Linked DNA regions of Mus musculus: regions 2 and 3 are each linked to region 1. Evidence: chromatin loops called from intact Hi-C (ENCODE). Cell type or tissue: heart. All regions are shown on one strand.

Evidence for each region. Hi-C counts contacts between places; a loop is a spot of excess contacts. Peaks named below come from ENCODE experiments on the same cell type or tissue, not always from the same donor. Only the 100,000 strongest peaks of a DNase experiment are listed, where the experiment ranks them.
Region 2: a loop joins it to region 1, with 2.0 times the contacts of the local background. A loop is called at or near these places in 3 of 42 quality-filtered maps.
Region 3: it touches region 1 in a loop (7-fold over the local background); 5 of 42 quality-filtered maps call a loop at or near these places.

What each region holds. Positions count from the first base shown.
Region 1 is chr3:68,468,518-68,471,017 of GRCm38, forward strand. All of the region lies in intron 4 of Iqschfp (Iqcj and Schip1 fusion protein), which reads left to right. All of the region lies in intron 1 of Schip1 (schwannomin interacting protein 1), which reads left to right. Among named protein-coding and RNA genes, the nearest start is that of Gm22073, 78 kb to the right of the region's middle. In heart, a CTCF peak has its summit at 1,306 (motif pointing right); no DNase peak of the experiment used is centred here; H3K4me3 peaks cover 1,944 bases; H3K27ac peaks cover 2,208 bases.
Region 2 is chr3:68,708,419-68,710,918 of GRCm38, forward strand. No RefSeq gene overlaps it. Among named protein-coding and RNA genes, the nearest start is that of Il12a, 18 kb to the left of the region's middle. In heart, a CTCF peak has its summit at 955 (motif pointing left); a DNase peak (open chromatin) is centred at 963.
Region 3 is chr3:68,540,523-68,543,022 of GRCm38, forward strand. All of the region lies in intron 5 of Iqschfp (Iqcj and Schip1 fusion protein), which reads left to right. The region is part of intron 2 of Schip1 (schwannomin interacting protein 1); the gene reads left to right. Among named protein-coding and RNA genes, the nearest start is that of Gm22073, 5.9 kb to the right of the region's middle. In heart, no CTCF peak of the experiment used is centred here; no DNase peak of the experiment used is centred here; H3K4me3 peaks cover 167 bases; H3K27ac peaks cover 1,124 bases.

The DNA of each region.
Region 1 (2,500 bases):
AAAGCCATGAGGGGGTAAGTTTAGACTCTTGAGCTGTATAAGCTCATGAACTGCAAGTTTAAAGCGGACAGGAGGAAACAATGCTTCTGCAAGTGCTGGTGGCTTTGTAGAAGCTGGAGTATAGGGCTGACTGCAGAGGGGAAAGTAGTGGTGAATGTTCACAGCGCTAGAGCAGGGAAGGCTGCGGCGTTAACCCTTTGTCTGGATAACTGTAAGTCCCCCCCCCCCCCCCCGCAGTCACAGACCCAAGGTGGGGCTAGGAGGGGTGCCTGTGAGAAGTCCTGCGATATAATGCTGTAAGAGGCTAATTAGATGAGGAAGACTCCAGTTGTGGCAAAGTGTCGCTGTTACCTCCCAAATACCATGTGAAGAAAAACGCTGGGGAATTCTGTCCTTCACCAGCCTAGGCAGGAAGACTTAGGTGCTCTTAAGCTGATTGTACCTCCATCATTCACTAACTAACTCTGCTTCCAGATGTTGTAGCCTCTTAAGTAACCAATCTGAAATCAACTAACAGAACTTTTGAAGGTCTAAATACTTGCTAGCACAGGGCATCTAGGAAAGGCTAAGATACATTCTTTTGGAAGTGGGATTTTATTGATTGCCTAAGGAGAAGTGGGTGTGGCAGAAGGAAAAAAAAAAAAACCTTAAGGGTCATTTTATCTCCTGTCCCAAGCCTTTTAACCAAGCTCATTCATCAGCTGTGGCCGAAAGTGAAGTCCGCCCAGGAATTTAAAAGAGCGATGGTGTGTTGCAGGGTGTGGGGTCGCCTTCTCTCTTTGCTAAGTCAGGGGCTATTCATCTTCTGAGGCCAGCCGGTTTTGGTGCAGTAGCTGGTGGTGGAAAGGTTTAAAATTGGATTAAAATTCCTTACACATTCTATGCCTTGTAAAAAAATATTCATATATCTGGGTAGTCACTGAAGAATTTATTAGCTAATTTATTGACTAATGAGTGCCCTATGCACTTGTTAGTGCTTCCTCAAGACTCCTTGAAAAGATTTTGTTTTTAAGCAACTGGGCTTTTTCCATTCAAGGTTTTCCATTTCCATTCAAGGGCTTCTCACTTGCCTGGCTGTTCATGTGTGGGCAAAGTCTGACTCTGACTTGCTACCCGAAAACCATAAAGGACTCTCTTGAGCCTGACCTACCACCACAAATGCTACTGTCCAGGCATAAAGTTCATAGTCACAACATAGGCAGTATCTGAGCTTATGGGACTAGCTCTGTTCATTTTGCATCAAGCTAATATAGAAAGAAGAGTCCAAAAGACTGCTTGCAGGCCTGATGGTTTGAATTTGACCCTGGATCCCACAAGGTGGCAGGAGAGAACTGGCTCCTAAGGATTGTCCCCTGACTTCCAAGGGCACCATAGCATAATAGCATCTGCACACACACATACATATGCACACACACATATGCATGCATACATGTGTATATGCTGCTTTCAATGTGCACATAGGCAAGAAGAGCAGAATCTCATCCCCCAAAGCCCCGACATCTCTGTCAGGTGACATTGTGATCATTTGTAAGCAAAGTCAAGGCATTTTAAAAGTACAGCTTCTTAAACGTCTCACACAGTGACTTTCAGTCACATACCAATGGTATGAATTCACAAGGCCATTTATCTCAAGCATGCTTCAATTTCTTCACTACTAGCATGTGGATTAGAAGGGACTTTCCAAGGATGTAGGAAGACCAGTTGGTATTCAGCAGGTCTGGGCTACATTTCCGGTCCCTTCACTTATTCTAGGACTGTGGAGAAATTCCTTAGCTAGTGTGCACCTCGGTGTCCTTGTTTACAAAGTAAATGAGTAACTCATTTTTTTTCTCTCCCTGTGACCTGGAGAAATATATCATCCTTAGAGGAGGAAATGAGGTTTGGAAGCAGAAACTAGCTCTGCAGCCTAAGTTTAGAACCACAGTGGGTTCATGTTCCTCTTCCCAGTCCCCTTTAAGGAGAGGCAACTCGTTCCTAGTTATCAAGCAGGCTTATTGTGGGCCTTCTTACAGCAAGCTCACTTCTACTTATTTGTGTTCCGAGACAAAGAAGAGTTGACTTTTCCCTTTGGTATAACATTCCATGTGCTTGAAGAGCAACAGTAAACCATCTCGGCATCTTTGTAAGAGGGGTCCACTCCAATAAAAAGTGTTGAAGGAGAATTTTTGTTAGAAGACAGCGATTCTTACATGTGCTTCAATAACACCAGTTGCTGCTGCTTTTCTACGAAGTCTCTTAACGAGTTCACATCTGTTCTTGAGAACACCACTGTGTGTGCTGTTTGCATTATTCAGGCTGTTTGAAGAGCTGGCGTGTTTTACTGTATGTAACAGGAATGTGTATGACATATATGGAAGACAATCTCTCTGCCACATTTGGAAGGAAAAGAGACATTTCAGCAGCTGAAATGATCCAAATACCTGTCACAGCATGCACACCAGCTGGGGAAGACAAATGACCCCACTCCCACCCTGAAGCTGGTCTCCTGGATTAACAGCTC
Region 2 (2,500 bases), 240 kb after region 1:
GATGTCCTGGAAAAGAGCTTGGCTTTTCAGGAAGTAGACCAGCCCGGCCTGGAATGGCATTCTGAAATGAAGTCATTTGATGTTTGGTTGCTTGATTGGTTGGTTGGTTGGTTGGTTACTTGCTTGCTTGTTCCCCCACCCCCACCCCCACCCCCACCCCCACCCCCACCCTACTCCCGTTTCTGGGGATTGCTTCTTCCAACATGCTGGGCAATTGCTCTGACTTTGTTACTTTTCTTCTTATGAGAAAATATCTGACAAGATGCAATTTAAGGAGCGAAGGGATTATTTGGGGTGAGGGGGATCACAGTTTCAGAATACAGGGGAACAGTCTGTCATGGTGGGCATGACACAGCCGTGTAAGAAGTTCTGTGTGAACTTCTGTAGTTCTATGTACTGCATAGTTGGCAGTAAGGGACCTGAGAGAGATGGAGCCTGGGGCTCAGATCTCTCCTTTCCCAACCGAATAAAGCCATCGAGGTGATGCTGAGCACATCTTAAACCCCAGGGGAAGCACCTTCACAGGCACAGCCAAAGTGTGTCTCCTAGGTGACTCTAAACTCTGTCACCTCAAAAACCTCCAGAGTAACCTCGCTGGCCTGAAACCTGCTTGGACTTCTAGTGTACCCTAACGGCACAATTATACACGTCTGCATTTTTAGAGTAGAAAATGTGTAAGTAGAGTTCCCTGAGAAGCAACTTGGTGCTCTGATCATATAAACTATAAATAATCAAAGGTTTGAATTGTTTTGAGCTCAAGTGTAGCAATGTGACCAAGAGAAAGAGTGAGAGAAAAAGGAACAGAGACAGAGACTCACAGAGAGACAGAGAGAGAGGATCTTAAAAACAGAGGAATGAACCCTATGGTCTGGCTTGAGTCCAGACAATTGTGGCCCTTACTGGTTTCCCGTGTTCTGTTACAGTGTGGGCAAGCTTCACTGGTGCCACCCAGTGGCCTCCCTGAGCACTGCTTCAGTGCCTGGAGATGGGCGGGCTCAGTCTATACTGGCTGGGTCTCTAGTTGCAGACAGCCTTCATCTTCCTTTTACTAAGACTTGTCTCCGGCCTAGAATTTGACAAGCACCTGTGTCTGAGTGGATGTTGCACTCCTGGAGCAGATGGGGACAGAGGCTTTGAAGACAAGTAAGCGTTTGTTTAGGTCACCTGAACTGGAATTTCAGCCCTTCCTCTAACTGCGGCATGAGTCATCATTATTAAACGGTGGTAACCCCGTACTTACCACTGAATTTGCATAATCCTCTGAACTGAAGTTTGTAAGCAAACAGCCAACACTTTTCATATTAAAAATTGCTCCCCGACACTCACGTTGATTTCATGTAAGCTACTAATTCATATAATTTCCTGCTTACCTTCCAGGGCAGAGACGACATCTTTCAAGCAGTTATCAAAATACTGGGCAAGAACAGCACTCTGCCCTCATCTTGCTTCAAATTCAGTGATCTCAGTGTGCATATTGTGGCTTCTGTCTAATGTCATCAGTATTGCTATGTTCCTGCTCCAGCTGGGCGAAAGCCATCTTAATCCACTCTCCCCAGCTTCCTAGGCAGGGTAACTAACTACATATCTGCTCAGGGCATTTCAGCCTTCGTTCTACATAAGAATAGATGATGCATTTAATATTTCCTCACAGTTTTATACTCACTTATAACAAAACAAACTCCTTATTTAAGAAGTGCATGTTAACCACCTTTAAGACATTCCTACACAGCCAAAAGCTCATTGCTTCTTTTTTAAAAAAGTTTTTATTGATTCCTGTGAATTTCATATCTTGGGTCCCAATCCCACTCATCTCCCCATTCCTTCATATCTGCCTTGCAATCTCCCTCCTAAAATAAAACAAAGAATATAAATAAATAACTCTCACTGTGGAAGCTGTGGTGTGTCCCACAGTAGACCCTTCTGCCCAAACAACTTTCCTTGCAAATGTTCATTGCCATGAGTCACTGGCCTGGTTTGAGGCCTCTGGCTTCTGCTATACTATCAATAATGGATCCTCACTGAGACTCCTCTAGGATATCCTGTTGTTACCCTGTGTCACGGAGAGCCTGCAGCTTTGGATCTGCAGGACTGGCCTTTCAAGTATTCTAGTATTTTGTAGATGGGGTGGATGTTGGAATGGTCCAACTCAAAGCCCTGGATCTGGGCCTGGGTGGGAGCTGAGTTGGTCAGCTACCAGCTCTCCTGTACCTACAAAACCAGGAGCTGTTCTGCTCTACTGCAGGACCCACTCTTCTGAGTACTGTAGCCAATGAGTGGTGGAGCCAGTTCTCCTTGTTCTCATAACCTGGGGGGAAAGCTCATCTGCCTGCAGGAAGTGAGTGGGTATAGTAGGTTGGCCTGATGCTGCTTGTATTCTAATGCTAGTATTGAGCCCCAAGACCTGGTTGTCCCAGAGGGGATCTGCATGTAGCCCCACCCGACACCATGTGACCTTGATCCCAAATTATTCCTGATTGGTAAATAAAGATGTTGTGGTGAG
Region 3 (2,500 bases), 72 kb after region 1:
TTGAGAGTGCCTAAAGTCTCCCCTCCGGAGTGGACCATCCCCGAATCACATGCATTAACCCTGTAATTACTCTCAGAATCTTCGGGCTTATCTAAGATTCCCAATCAGAGATAACAGACCCTGTGTGAGGGTAATGGGTTTGCAAGGTCTTGCAACCTGCTTTCATCAGGGTATACCTGGGGAATCTTGTCACAGGTGGGAATAAATACAGACAGTGAGAACGCATGGAGATCTGACTGCTTCTCTGGTTTTGTAGGTCACAGCATGCTTTCCTCCTAAGGAATATTGAGATTAGGGTCCTGGCAACTATTTGAATGCTAAAATCATTACCTGTGTTACACATACACCTGAGAGTCACCTGAAGGACAGGTTTCATCCATCACCTGTTTACAGATGGAGAGAACGTCACCCAACTCCAAGAGCATTGCCACAATTTGAACGGAGTTGATGGAACTCTACCTCTTCAAGAGGTCTTTAGAATGGAATAAACTAAGGAAAGTTGAGAGGTGGCGTCAGTTTTGCCTGTTCCCTGGAGTCATATGTCATCCCTTGGTATCCTCTGGGGACTATCCCAAGACTCCCCATGGTTACCAAGATGCACAAGTGCTCATTTCCCAAGTAGTGTACATGCGCAGCCCATTACCTACAGCTCCCCAAATGATGAGCCCTTGGTCGATTGCATAGAATAACAAATACGGAACAAACATGATGCAAGTTTTTACACTAAGCTCTTTAGAGAATAATCACAAGGTTAAGATCTGTACATGTTCACCACAGACACAGCTTTAAAGTTATGACATTGATTTACGTCTGCATGTGTGCGCTATAGCACGTGAGTGGAGGTCAGAGGACAGTTTGCAGGAATGAAGGGGATCCTGGAGATTGGTTTTAGGTCATCAGGATTGGCAGTAAGCACCTTGAGTCCCCAGGAACCTTCTTAGAAGGCCTAAATGTCGTCATCATTGTTGTTGTTTAAAAAAAGATGTATTTAATGTGTGTGAGTGCTTTGCTTTCACTGTATTTGTGCACTATGTTCAGGCATGGTGCAGAAGGCGGTCAGAAAAGATGTGAGGGAGAGCTGAAAGCCACTGTATGGGCACTGGGAGCCGTACCCTGTCCTCTGGAAGAGCAGCCAGTGCTCTTGGCCACCACACCTACCCTCGATCCTTCTTAGAAATGGTTTTTTATCTGCAGTTGATCCACAGATGCCATCTTCAGTGCTGTGGAGAGCTGGCTGTGTTAGCGATCGATCCCTTTGGTCCCTTACTGATTCTCTGCTGAGTTCCAAAGCAAACCGTCTTTGCACATGAAGGAAATGCCTAGGCCTTTGAGCTCTGAGGGCCTGACACTGCTTCGGGCTGATAAGCAATGGGCATCAGAAGACAACTGGAGTGCAGGCCTGTCCTCCACCCTCTCGGCTTTCCAGGCACAGTGGCAGGAGCTCCCTGCTCTTGTAAAACAAGAGGATATAATTTTGATCAACACTTTAAAAAAAAACCACGTCTACTGACGAGCACATGGGAAGGAAGATGAACCAGCAATGATACGTTCTGCACAGCAACTGTAAAGGAGAGAAGCCTTGAGTATATATAACGTCCTCCTCCCCAGTCAGGAGCTGGGTCCATGGCCTTTAAGTCATCCTGCAGAGTTTTGGTGTCCCCCCAGTACAGGTTGGTCTGGCATGAAACTTGCAGCTTTTGAACATACAACTCAGTTGCTTTCCCACTTGAAACGCTTTGTCCCCTCAGTGTGTTATGTAAGTTGCCACTAAATGCAAATATGAAAAAAATCCATATTCAACCTGGCTTCACAGAGAAGAGATTTGGCTTTTAAACAGCTAGGACGTTCTTTAGAAAACGCTTCTGGGTATATGGCTGAAGCTCAAGGGAAGAAAGCCGTTCCACAAAGCTCTGGGTTCTATTTCCAGCATGGGATGCACACACACACACACACACACACACACACACACACACCCCTGCACACACTCATACCTGCACACACACATGATTTAGAATGTGTTTTCTTCTTTTACTTAATAGAATTTTTCTCAGAACTGTATCATTTTTATTAAAGCCCCTGCTGTGTTTCTTGCAGTCAGCTTCATTTTATAGCTATCCCACATTGCCACACCTGGTTGTTGCCAGAGTATGGATCATATGACTCCAGAGTAAGTTTCTTATCTAATTGGAAGAAAAGATGGGTAGGGGGACTTCCAGGAACTCTGTCAGAAGAATCAGTTGTCCTTAGCAAATTTCCTTGCCTCTCCCCATTCAATCTTCTAGTTTATTTCAATTATTTAAGTTTGTATGTGTGTATACAAATGTGTGAATGCAGGTGCCTGTCCTGCGGGGTCCAGAAGCTGTTAGATTTCCCCTCCCCCAATCTTTATGGGTGCTTGTGAGTACTGAGAACTGAATAGTCCTCCTTACAAGACCAGTGCTGGTTTTTAGTTGCCTGCTGAGCCACCTCTTCAGTCCCCGCCCCTACCCTCATTCCCACC